2 separate regions of the Mus musculus genome follow, and region 2 is linked to region 1. Evidence: chromatin contacts called from ENCODE Hi-C or POLR2A ChIA-PET data. All regions are on one chromosome and are shown on one strand. The core of a region is the stretch at or near the end of the contact, and the rest is flanking DNA. Distances in the headings are between cores, read along the strand shown.

What was found. Hi-C counts contacts between places; a loop is a spot of excess contacts on that map. ChIA-PET counts read pairs that join two places held with the same protein, here RNA polymerase II (POLR2A).
Region 2: a map of heart shows a loop between it and region 1 (5-fold over the local background). The contact joins the enhancer-like site here to the promoter of Fscn1 in region 1. A Hi-C loop is called at or near these places in 5 of 37 maps with a recorded cell type or tissue (heart and mouse trophoblast stem cell). POLR2A ChIA-PET finds 5 or more read pairs at or near these places in 4 of 5 experiments (Patski and embryonic stem cell).

The regions. Positions count from the first base shown.
Region 1 is chr5:142,957,459-142,964,405 of GRCm38, forward strand. Fscn1 (fascin actin-bundling protein 1) reads left to right here and starts at 2,897. Exons shown (of 5, transcript NM_007984.2): 1 at 2,897-3,822. The coding sequence starts at 2,991.
Region 2 is chr5:142,995,007-143,001,257 of GRCm38, forward strand. All of the region lies in intron 15 of Rnf216 (ring finger protein 216), which reads right to left. Among named protein-coding and RNA genes, the nearest start is that of Fscn1, 38 kb to the left of the region's middle. RefSeq lists an enhancer at 4,826-6,251. Within about 2 kb of position 3,330, at least 1 of the 3 ENCODE cell types and tissues checked has a DNase peak (open chromatin) inside an H3K27ac peak, as active enhancers do; it is heart, where a contact is called at or near this core.

The sequences.
Region 1 (6,947 bases), core at 1,647-4,146:
AGCCTCTGTTCTGAGTGCTGGACCCAAACTCATCTTAAGGGAAAACCCAAAGAGCCTTTCTGTGGTTTCCTTCCACAACTGTCTTTCAATGTGTGTATGTGTGCACGTGTGTTTGCTTGTGTGTGTGTGTGTGTACTATGTGCATGTGTGTGAGCATGTGTGTATATGTATGTGCATGAGTGTGTGTGTGTGTGTGTATACATGTGAGCATGTATGTATAGGCCAGAGGTTAGTGATGGGTAACTTTCTCCAGAGCTCTCCACCTTAGTTTTATTGTCTGTGTGTGAGCGGCTGTGGGCACTGTACACCACAGCACATGTGTGGAGGTCAGAGAACAACTTGTGGCTGTCACTTCTCTCCCTCTGTGTGGGTCTAAGACCTGGATCCAGCGCTTTCGCTTGCTTGAGACATCTCGTTGACTAGCTCCTCCGTTGTTAACACAGGGTCTCACTATGTAGGTCCAGTTATCTTGGAATTTGCTCTGTAGACCAGGCCGGCATCAAACTCAGAGATAGACCTGCCTTTGCCTTCAGAGTACTGGGATTAAAGGTGTGCACCACTACCACCCAGTTTAAAATTCTAAAAAGATTTGTGGGTGCAGGGATTTGAGGAGGCCAGGAGAGACTGTTGGATCTCTGGGAACTGGAGTTAGAGGTGGTTGTGAGCCCCCACGGGTGCTGAGAACTGAACTAGGGTGCTTGAGAGGAGCTCGCTCACTGCTGAGCCCCACCTTAGATTTGAGTCCCTCGTACTGAAGCTGAGTTCAGTGATTTGACTGAGCCGACCGCTCAGGGTGGGCTTTTCGATGTGCACCACAGGCCTGGCTTTATAGGTGAGGTCATGCTTGCACAACTGGCCTTTCTTTTGCATTTACGTGTGTGTGTGTGTGTGTGTGTACATGAAGTGAGAGGGGGCAGTATGGGAAGGGTCAGTGGACAACTTAAGGGAGTTGGTTTTGCCTTCCATCATGATGGTCTAGAGACTAAATTCAGCCCCTCAGCCCGGGAGCGTGCCTTTACCCTCCGAGCTCCCAGCTTTGGGTTTTTGAGGCAAGGTTTCATATAGCTTAGGCTGGCCTGGCATTCAAGGTCATCTCAGAGGCCTAGGATGACCTTGTGTTGTCGGTTCTCCGGCCTTTACCTCTGGTGTGCTGGCGTTTGCCTTACCACACCCAGGCATCCCCCATAGCTTAAGCCTAAAGCTCTCGGATGGCCAGCACGCCCATGCCCTGACGTGAAGTTCAGTGACTAATCAATACAGAGCGTTCACGGAGCCCTGACACATAGCAGCATTGACTTAACCTTAACAGCCTGGTGTGTAATGAGGCCAACTTGTCCGATTCTGCCCACGATGCGATGCTCTGGGTTAAACAGGTTTGAACAGAGTACCGGATGGCAGAGAGGGCACCCTCAGTATCGGGTTTTGGCTGTTACTGCTTCCAGTCTTCTGACCTGCTCCCTCAAGGCTGGTCTTAAACTCAAAGCAATCCTCCTGTCCCTGCTTCTCAAGTTCTGGAATTACAAGTGTGACTCACTGTACCCAGGAATATGTGTCTTTATTACAGAGGAAGGAGAGCTCAGAGAGTGAGAGTAACCTGTGCAAAGTCCCACAGCAGGAGAGGATGGCTGGCTATCGGCCGCGAACTTGGTGACCTTTCCTGTGACCTCTAAGGGAGGAACTAGATGTCCCAGCAAGGATTCTAGGGACTTGTCAGGACTGACCTTTGATGATGGGAAAGCCATGCCATCTCCCCTTCCCCTTTGATGGTCGCTGGAGGGGTTTGCCTGGGACAGAGATGCGTTTGGACACAGATCACCGTGAAGACTGGTCAGTTTCAGTACCCTGCCCAGCCTGTGGCTGGGAAGGGCCAGGGGCCCAGATCTTGTGGGCAGCCTGGGGTAGGGCCAGCATTCCAGGGGCCTGCCTGGCATGTGGGGAATGTCCCAGGAGAAGTCTCAGTCCTCCAGAAACTCAAAGGGAAGTGTTCTTACGTGGGGTGGTGTGTGGTGGGAGGTGGGAGGTGGTGTTTGTGGGAATGTCCCTCTGGTCTGGAACCCTGAGGGGCTGCAGTTAGGAGGTACATTGGGGCTGTGCCATTCTAGGGAGCTGACCTGCTTTTCTGATGTCTTCATAAACAGAGACCACTATTCCTGCCTTACCTACCCTGCTTCCTGGTAGACCAGCACCCCGGGGCTTGAGCATCACCACAGTAGGGACTTTTGTGGGCCACTGACTTGGGCCACAGTTACCACAATTTATTTAGAGTCAGCAAGGTGGCTGTACTCTATGCTGACCCGGGAATAGAAATCTCGGTTTCTGCTCAGGAGGCCCAGGCTACAAGGCCTTGAAAAACCCTGAGGCGGGCGGGGCAGGTAGGGCTCTGCATGCGCCTCTCTAGAAATTAACCTCCTTTCTACCCCAGACCCTTCTGGCGTCTCTGGCTTCTTCAAGGACCGGCTCTAAGGCTACTTCCTGGTACACCCTGGACCCTCCCTCCATCCTGAAGGGATCATTATCTTAAACCTGGTCCTTCCCATCGACTGGGTTTGGGGGTAGGGGTGTTTCAGGATGGCCTCAGAGAGCAGGAGAAAGTTGGAGATCAGCCAACTACTGCAGAGCACGACTGTGGAGGAACAGTTAAATGGACTAGCAAACACGAACGGGCCAGAGGCAGAAGGACTGCTATGAGTTCGAGTCCAGCCTGAGCCACACAGATACTTCAAGCCTAGTCTGAGTTACAGAGTGAAACCCGGTCTTAAACCCCAGAAAAACACTCCGGGGAAGCGCAGGGGACCGGGCGCGCGCTGCAGAGCCCCCTCCCCGGCAGGCCCGGGTAGGGGCGTGGCCACGGTGACGTCATCCTCCTATAAAACCCTGGGCGCCGCCGGGCTGGCTTTGTGGAGAACTGCAGCGGGCTAAGCCGTGTTGAACAAAGGAGGTCGGGCACAGCTATCCAAGCTCCCGGGGCCACCGGGCCGCCCTCCGCCACCATGACCGCCAACGGCACGGCAGAGGCTGTGCAGATTCAGTTCGGGCTCATCAGCTGCGGCAACAAGTACCTGACAGCCGAGGCGTTCGGGTTCAAGGTGAACGCATCCGCTAGTAGCTTGAAAAAGAAGCAGATCTGGACGCTGGAGCAACCTCCCGATGAGGCGGGCAGCGCGGCCGTGTGTCTGCGCAGCCACCTGGGTCGCTACCTGGCCGCCGACAAGGACGGCAACGTGACCTGCGAGCGCGAGGTGCCCGACGGCGACTGCCGCTTTCTCGTCGTGGCGCACGACGACGGCCGCTGGTCGCTGCAGTCCGAGGCTCACCGGCGCTACTTTGGCGGCACCGAGGACCGCCTGTCCTGCTTCGCGCAGAGCGTGTCGCCGGCCGAGAAGTGGAGCGTGCACATCGCCATGCACCCGCAGGTTAACATCTACAGCGTTACCCGCAAGCGCTACGCGCATCTGAGCGCGCGGCCGGCCGACGAGATCGCGGTAGACCGCGACGTGCCTTGGGGCGTCGACTCGCTCATCACCTTGGCCTTCCAGGACCAACGCTACAGTGTGCAGACGTCCGACCACCGCTTCCTGCGCCACGACGGGCGCCTTGTGGCACGGCCGGAGCCCGCCACGGGCTTCACGCTGGAGTTCCGCTCCGGCAAGGTGGCCTTTCGCGACTGCGAAGGTCGCTACCTGGCTCCGTCCGGGCCCAGCGGCACCCTCAAGGCTGGCAAGGCCACCAAGGTGGGCAAAGATGAGCTCTTCGCCCTGGAACAGAGCTGCGCTCAGGTGGTGCTGCAGGCGGCCAACGAGAGGAACGTGTCCACGCGCCAGGGTGAGTTGGGGACATGTCCCCTCCCTTGGGTCCTGACCCAGTGCACAAAAGCATCTCTGCACTCCTTCTATTTCCCTATTTCCTCCTGGGCTCCCTTTAGGCTCACAGGCCTCTGGGCTCCGCCATGAGGAGGTGGGCTTCTATTTTGAAAGATCTGATCTCACCAGATAGCCTTGGCTATCCTGGAACTCGCTATGTAGACTGGGCTGGCCCCGAACTCGCAGAAATCTTCCTTCCTGTCTCTTGTGCTGGGAATAAAGGCATGTACCACCCCTCTGTTCAGGACGTAGGCTTCTTCTGCTGGGAGAAGGTGACGTGGGGAAGTGGGTAAGGCCTAACACATTCTAAAGCAATACTGTCCACCACCACCCCCCCCCCCCCCGGCTGGGGGCGTGGGACTCCATAGACCTAGCTTAGATCTTCTCCGTTTCCTCTTCCTTCCCAGTCTGAGCCATCCCCATTCATGAGCCGATTCTTTAGGATAGGCTGTCCCAGGTCTTGGAGAGGAAGGGTTCCCCCTACACCCCCCCTTGTTCATTTCCTCGTGCGTCCTCTCCCGTTTCGCGGGCCTTTGGCTGGAGGGCCAGGGGACAGTCACCCCTGCCCTCCCCGCCTTAAATGGCGAGATAGAGGAGGTTGGAGGGGCTTTTGATCCCGGCGGGGTGTGCTGGGCGGGGTCGGCCCTGCGACTCTTGGTGGTGGTGGGGTTGTCCGTAGGGGCTTCCCCTCCCCCACTCCATCTCCCCTCGCTAAGGCCTGGCGCTCCGGGCCGCGGCCTTTGTGAGCAGGGGGGCGGGTCGCCACGGCTGGGCCCTCCCTCGTCCCCTTTGTCCTGCTAAGGCTCTGCAGATGGGAAAACCAGATGCGGCGGAGCTGGGGGAGGGGATCGGCTTAGGCGGGTCCCTCTGCGGAAGAGCCACCCCCAACCCTCCAGGCGTTGTCCCTGGTCCAGGGTTCATTGAGAAGGCGCGGAGTGAAGCCGCCTGGCTCTTCCTTCGCACCCCGGCTGGCAGGCGGCGTGGCGCGGGTGGCTGCGCGCCAGGCGCCCTCCCTGCCCTCCTATGCACGCCTTGCGGTCCGGCACTCGGCGGAGTGTCCCTCCAAAAGCCTCTACTCTCGAGTGAACCGGTCCCCAAGGCCTCTCTGGCTGGGAACAACCGTTTGCAGCTCTATTTGTCCCCATCCAGGGCCTCCAGCAGGCTGGCAGGCCATTTCCGACCGGCATGGGCATGGTACAAGTAGGCGCCTCCTTTCTGGCGTACCCCCGACTCTTCAAAGGGTCTTTGCTGCCTGCTGGTAGGGGCTTGTGAGATCTCGCTTCCTTGGTTGGGAAACTGAACCCCAGGCTTTGGAGATAGCTGGATGGGAGCCAGTCTGTGGGGAGGAAGACCCCCCTCCCCCAATGCAGAGGGCAAAGCCTTGGGTGGGGCCTGCTTGAGTTTGGCTGAATAACGCTCAGAAAAGTGCGACCATTTGCTTACTGTTACACAGTAAGTCAGCACCATGCTGAACTGGGTGTACTTGATGCCAGAATGTTCTCTCATTATACACACACACACACACACACACACACACACACACACACACCAATGAACCATGGCCTCTCTTGTTTCACAGTGCTGGGCGAGGGGGTCAGAGTTCCCACCTGTTTAGCAAACATTGAGATACGAGCTGCGGTAAACGTCTCTTGGGAATGTGACTGGTATGTAAAGCAGAAGATTGGGGGTACAGGATCGGGGTAGTAGATTATAAAGATCTGGGGTCCCTTCTGAGGACCCAGGAGCTGCCCCAGGAGAGTGAATAGAAATGAGCATGCACCAAGTTTATGGACTGGTTTTGCAGGCAGGGGCCTCAGCAAAGGCCCGGAGGCAGGGAGTTGCAAATAGAGAAGCCCTGCATAGCTAGGAGGAAGGCTGGGATTGGAGGGAATCCTGCAGATGACGAGTACTCCAGAGCCTAGAGAGACCAGCTCTCTGCTTACAGAGCTGTGGCCGAGGCTTGTGCCCTGGGGAAGGTTAGGCAAGGCACAGGTGACTTGGGCCCTTGGGGCCTGAAAGGAGCTAGAGGGTGTGTTTTGCGAGCCTGGACAGGTACCCTTTTCTGAGGGTGCCATGATTGTGCATGATTCACACTGATGCGGCAGGAGGGGGCGGGAATTGAAGGGGTGAGAATCTGATGGGAACTTGGGGTCACACACAGTCAGACCTCTTCTGCCCTCCTATGTCTGGGTCCAAGTCTCATTCCCAAGTCAGCCAACTCCTCCCCCGGCTTTTTGAGGGTGAGCTGTTGGGTGGGTGTGCCGGGGAGGCCATTTTGGGCAGGCTTGCGTGGCAGGGAGGCGGGGCTGGGCTTCGGGGAAACACGTGTTGAACTGCTAGCCAGGAGTAGGGAGAGGGAAGGCTCAATCTGGTCTGGGGTTGTGAATCTTCCATGCAGATTTGCTGCTTCCGGCTTCCTGGCCTCAGTTTCCCCATCTGAAAGCACAGAGGTACATTGAGCCAGGATCTTCCTGGGAGGTGGAGATCCTATGAGAGTAGGATGGGGGGTAGTGGGTAGGGTCTTTTCCTCCTTGCTTCTCATGACCCTCCCAAGCCCCTGCTGGCTCAAGGAGACCCCGTGCTATGTCTCCCCACACTGCCCACCCTGGCTTACTTGTTGGGTTCTAATGCTTTCAAAGAATTTTGTCCCCATCATTTCTAGGGCGGCTGGCTAAGAATGAGTGACAGGTGAGGCTGGGCTTTGTAGGGTATCCTTTTGACGGCTTCCCTCTTGGGTCGAGGAATGGCTTAGTTTTGAGCACTGTACGACTTTGGGCGGTGAAGTCCTGGAGGGTTCTAAACTAAGCCGCCTTCTGGGTTGTGAGGATTGCTTATTTCGAACAACAACGCTAGGGAGTCTGGCAAACAGCTAAGCCCAGGAAGGGGGTTGCGGGTTAGAGGACCCTCTGAGTCACCGCAGAGACGCCTAGGAAGCTGGAAGACAGCCACGCCCCCTCCGTGGGCTCCTAGGAGCCAGTGACTCAGGTTTTCTGTGCTGCTGCTGCTGAAAAAAAAAAAAAATCCCACAGAAAACCTGTTACCATAGCAACGCAGCTCCAATATGATTCCAAGGCCAAGTGGGGCCTT
Region 2 (6,251 bases), core at 2,080-4,579, 38 kb after region 1:
ATGTCCCCTGGTCAGGAATTTCATTAGACAGATGTGTACCACATGCTGCTATGACACACTACTGCTAAGCCCACCTCTGAACTTTAGACCCACAAGATAGAAAGCTACCCAGATGGAGTGTGTCACTATGCAGCACTCCCTTGCTGTGATAAAGGACTTTAGAGGAGGGCTGTTAGAGATGGTTCTGGGCTTCAGCTGCCAAGTGACAGATTCGGTCGAAATGATCCAAATTAAGCTTTCTGTGACACAGGGAACTCTAGCTGCTTATCTCAGTGTGCCACTAGTCACACCTGGCCAGGCGTTCAGACAAAGGAAGGAACAAAAGTTCAGTTCTCATCAAGCATTTTAGAAATTGTGAAATAATGCCCACGTCCACTGTCTGGGAGGAGTACTGTGGACCCATAGACATCTGCTAGGTGATGCATAAAATTCTCTTTATGACCCAGCACTTGGGAGGCCAGCCTGGTCTACAGAATGAGTTCCAGGACAGCCAGGGCTATACAGAGAAACCCTGTCTCAAAAACCAAAAAAAACCCACAAAAAAACAACTCAACCCCCCTCCCATAAAACCCCCAAACAAACAAACAAACAAACAACCCAACTCTATATGTGGTTGCTGAAGTTCTGGGTGGCTTTTAATCTGAGCACTAGGGAGGCAGAGGCAGGTGCAGTGAGTTCCTGGGACAATCAGGACCACACAGAGAAACCATACTCAAAAGTCACACTTAGGAGGCTGGTGCAGGGATTAGACAGGCAAGGCAAGAGCTCACTGTAGGAAATGGTGGGACATAGACTTTAGAGACATAAAAAAAAAGGGTACAGACTGGGACATGCCTTTAATACATATCCCAGTGGGTGTTTAAAGCTTCTATCTATCTATCTATCTATCTATCTATCTATCTATCTATCTATCTATCTATCTATCTATTTTTTCGAGACAGGGTTTCTCTGTATAGCCCTGGCTGTCCTGGAACTCACTTTGGAGACCAGGCTGGCCTCGAACTCAGAAATCTGCCTGCCTCTGCCTCCCGAGTGCTGGGATTAAAGGCATGCGCCACCACACCTGGCTAACTTTCATTTATTTTTGAGACAGGGTTTCTCTATGTTGCTCTGGTTATCCTGGAACTTGCTCTGTAGTTTTTTATGCTGGTTTCTGCCTCCTGATAGGACTAAAGGTGTGACCTACCATGCCAAGCTTTAACAGATTATTCTTATTTTATATGTCTGAGTGTTTTACCTGCATACATTTCTGTTATCATATTTCATATCACATCATATCATATCAATCATATCATATCATATCATATCATATCATATCATATCATATCATGTCTGTTGCCTAAAGAGGTCAGAAGGGGCATTAGGTCCCCCTGGAACCAGAGTTACAGGTGGCTGTGAGCTGCCACGTGGTTTCTGGGAATCAAACCCAGGTCCTCTGGAAGAGCAGCCAGTGCTCTTAATGTTAATGAACACTGAGTTATCTCTCTAGCTCTCAGTGGCTTTTTTTTCCTTGAGACAAGTTGTAGCCCAGGCTGGCCTTACCCTCATCTCAACCTCCTGAGTGTTGGGATTATAACTGAGCTACCATTCAAGCCTCTGTGTGGCTTCTTCAGTTTAAGCAAGAGGTTTCCCCACTGACCATTTAGTAATGTGAATGGTAGTACTGAATCACCATCCTTCATCCCTGTACGCCTAAGTGTGGTGCCGCCTGTACTTCCTAGGGCGACAGCTAAGGCCTCTAATGGTACATACAGTACTTAGAAATCACACACTCCAGGTCTGGGTGTGATCTAGTATAGCGATAAGCCCAGCACTTTGGACGTGGAGGTAGGATAATCAGAGTTCAGAGTCATCTTCAGCTACACAGTAAATCCAAGACTAACCTTGGTTATACAACACCCTAGCTTTAAACAATCCCCTGCCTCCCCATTCATTCTCATTTCTTTAGAGCGGAGACTGAGGTCCCAGAGTGAGTGAGCTGCTCATGCCTGGTTGGGTAAGGTGGACTAGGAAGAACATCAAGTTAAGGAATGCCGAATGTCCCAGTGTCCTCCAGGTCTACAATGCTTAAGGGCAGGGTTACTTGCCTTCTCCCCTTAGCCTGTGAACCAGTTCGTGTACACCGTGCATTGTCCTGAAAGGTATAGGAAAGGTGAGGACAGAAGCAGTCTGGTCCCTTACAGGACCAACACATCTCAATCCTGAGCACAGGTTATAGCTGGCTTTTCACCCTGGACTTCTGCTATGGAATTTCAGAGCAGGGAAGACTGGTTGCCCACCTTGGCTCCCCAGAGTCCTATTTTAATTAGGAAGAGTAATATAGCTGGCCTTCCAGATCCATGAATTTAAAGCATTTGGGAGAGAACCCAGCATCTGTTCAGAACAAGGCAGAGCCTGAACACAGCACCTCTGACTTTGTCTAGACAGAACCTTGTGTCTATGGAGGATGGCTGGAACAGATACAAGGTCTAGGCTGCTTATGAAGACACCTGCATGCTGCTGTCTGCCTCAGGTCCACCTCAGGCTTCCTGTGGCCAGGCCACAGTAATGGACTAATACTGTGGGGTGCCTTTCTTCCTCTTCCTTCTGCATAGCCCTAGCCAGGGAGCGAGCCGTTCTCGACCCAAGCCCAGCTTGCTGATCACGAGTCCTTCCCGAGCACGGGAAGCAGTCACCCAGCCTTTCCTCTCACTCCTTCTTTTGCTTTGATCACTCCCTGAGGGGCCAAGGTCCTTAAGGCCACTCGCCCTCAATCAGTCTGGGAGTCTGCAGATGACCTTGGCGTCTATGCCAGTCCCTGCTACCAAAATGATGGGGCTCATGTATGATTTATGAGGAATCATGAGTAAATTGCTGGTCAGGCAGCTGAGATCTCAGCTATGAGCAAGGCATGGGGCACAGACCTGCGATCCCCACCCAGATGGGGAAAGTCTGTGAGTTCCAGGGGCAAAAACAAACAAACAAACAACTCCGAGCAAAGGGCTGCATCAGATGGCTTTTGCTGTGTTAACAACTTTAAAAGGATTTCTTTTTAAACAGAAAAAGCCTCCGTTCAGCCAGTCTGTGTATTCTGGTCACTTCCCACTTCTCTGGGTGGAGGGTCCCTACCCAGCAATCTCCCTTCAGCTTAAGTTCCTCAGGCTAAGGCAGGCTGGGCAGACAGACAATTTTACCTAATATCCACTTTATCACAACTGAAGAAAAATCTGTACTGTTCAAAAGGAGGGAGGGCTGGGGTTTAGGGTTTATTTGTGCCCTTTGATCTGTAAACAGAAGGATCTCTGGAGGCCCTAGGGGACAGTCTAGGCCACCTGAGTGAGGGACGATGGAAAAGGGCTTGCTATGGCACTGCTGGAAATAGGAACAATAGGCGGAAAGAGGATGACAGGCTGGGAATGAGCAGGATCACAGGTCAGTCCTCAAGTTCTTTAGGCTGAGTCACTTACAGGAAGCTGGAGTCTGGCCATAGCCACAGGGTTCAGTAGTGGATATGGCTACAAGAGCTACAATTTTGGGGCTCCAGCTCCAGGTTGGGGTCTAGCCCTAATCCCATGCCAAGCCTGTTTTTTCAGAAAATTGTTGTGCCAAAGAAGTGAAGGGCTCTGTGATGGCTAATTCTGGTTGTCAACTTGCTTCACCTGGGAAGAGGGACTTTCACTTGAAGAATCACCTCCATCAGCCCTGTCACAGGCAAATACGCTTTACAAGTGAGGGGTCTACTTCATTCAGACTCCGCCTTGCTCTGAAAAGATGCTGTTTTTCCTGCTCACAAATTTCCTTCCTCTTGGTTGGCTGAGTTACCGGACACAGTATACACTGGGGCACAAGCTTCTCTTACTCAGTTTGGCTCACAGCACCCATGGTGGGAGGAGAGAGAGGCTCATAAGCACCTGTAACCCAGACTCACAGACTCTTGATGCCTGCGGCCCTGAACACATGAGTGTACACACACACACACACACACACACACAGAAAAATAAAAGGGATGGCTCAGTGGTTTGAAAGCACTAGCTGCCCTTACAGATGCTGTTCTCAGCATCCACATGGCAGCTCACAACCATCTGTAACTCTGGTTCCAGGAGATTCACTGAGTGTAGTGGACAGCAAGCACATGTGTACCCACCCAGTCAAACACACAAAATAAAGATAAATTAACAAAACAAAACAAAACAAAAAGGCCAGGCAATGGCAGTACACACCTTTAATCTTAGCACTCTGGAGGCAGAGGCAAGGAGGATCTCTGAGCTTGAGGCCAGCCTGCTCTACATAGCTGGTTTCAGGTTCTATAGTGAGATCCTATCTCAAGTAACCTTTAAAATAGTATCACATATAAAGCCGGGTATATGCCTTTAATCCTAGCACTTGGGAGGCGATGGATTTCCAAGTTCAAGGCCAGCCTGGTCTACAGAGTGAGTTCCAGGACAGCCAGGGCTACACAGAGAAACCCTGTCTCGAAAAACCAAAAAAAAAAAAAAAAAAGCATATTCTATATATTTGTTGAGTGCAGTAGTACATGGTTTAACCCTACACTGGGAGGCAGAGGCAGGTGAATCTCTAAGATTTTGAGGTCAGCATGATATACATAGTGAGTTCAAGGCCAGTTCAAAGTCACACAGTGAGTCCTTGTATTAAAATAAATTAAGTAAATAAATAAATAATCAAAGGAAAAAAAAAAAAGAAAGCATTAAAGCATATATGCCCACAGGTTAACCTGATGGAGGCAGTTCCATAGTTGCGGGTCCCTCCCTCTCCCCAGGTGTGCTAAATTGACAATCACCATCAGTCATCAGAGTCCCTTCAAAAGAACAGGCTGGGGAGTGAGTGAGAACTAGATCCACGCCTGGGTCTGTAGCCCCAAGCGAAAGGTCCCCTAGTCTAGGTCTGGTTTATAGTAACAAACACAACTGCTGAGGTGGAGAGTCTAGCTCAATGGCAGAATGTTGTACGGAATGATCAAGGTCCTGGGTGTAATCTCCAGCACAGAAAATACAAATAAAACCCAACAAACCAGCAAACAAAGAAACAAAAACACTTACCAGACATAATTAACTCCTAAGAACATTCTGGTATATTTCTAATGTTTCCCCCCTCTTTTTCTGGCTTGACTTTGAAAATTCTAGACTTCACACTGGAAGGCCACTTTCCGCCATGGCTTCTATTCTCACACAGGGACTAGCAGGGTCAGTCAGAGGGCACTCAGACTTACAGACCCCAGTGCTCCACCGGTCCTCAGGCTATCTTGAAACCCACCCCCAACCTGTCTGCCGTGGTCACAGGCCACAGTGGGGAGGAGTCTGGCAATGCTCTCTCTGGCTCCTGGGCTATAGAAGCATGCTATAGGCCTGAAGAAGTTTGTCTGTGTTCTTTTCTGAAGAGAAAAGATAGGGAGGTCGGGGGAGACTGGCCAGTGTTAAGGAGAGGGTGAGGACATACCAGGCTGTCATGGAAGTGAATTATGAAGTGCCTCTTTGACACCTACAGCTATCTTAAGAAACAAGCCTTCAGCTCACCTGAATTCGATGACAATGGGGAAGGAAGTGCGGGAAGCACCCCAGGGTTGGCAGGGCAAAGGTGAAAGTGAAATGTGGCCCCTCACATCCAGCAGGCCCCGTACTTGCAGTAGAGAGAAGCAGGGCGGGGAGGTTTTAGTTCCCATCCTTGAGGTCTCTGAGCTCAGCAGGACACAGAAGGCACCAGGAGAGGCTACAGGGCTGGCCGGTGGTGGGTGGGGAGTTGCGGCCAGAGTTTGAGGGAGAAAGCAGGGCCTAGCAGTTCTAGAATTTCACAGGAAGTGAGGAAGAAGTCACCAGAGTAGTTTTCATTAAGAGCGGAAATGCAGAGACATCTGCTTGTCCCTGAACCACAAGCACCACAGCTGTCCATGCAGCGGGGTCTGCACAAAGAAACTGCAGGTAGTGGAGCGGAGGCAGAGGCTGTGCCTGCAGGTCAGACACAGCTTGTGGGTTAAAATACATGCCTGAGTACCTGGCACAAGACCTTCCCTCCCAAGACCCTATGAGCCCAAACCCCAGTCTGATTTCTCATTACCTGCTTGCCTGCTGGCCAGGCTCCTGTGACTTGGCTTGACTTTCCTTCCCCCTAGAAAGATGACAGGCAAGCAAGCCTGCTGCTGCCCGACCCAGCCCCTTCCCCCATGATTCTGCTCTTGTGTGGCCACAGCTGTTGTTAATAAACTTGCAAGGATTTCGTGAAAGCTTCCAAAGAGCTAGAGATTTAGTTTCAAATTATTC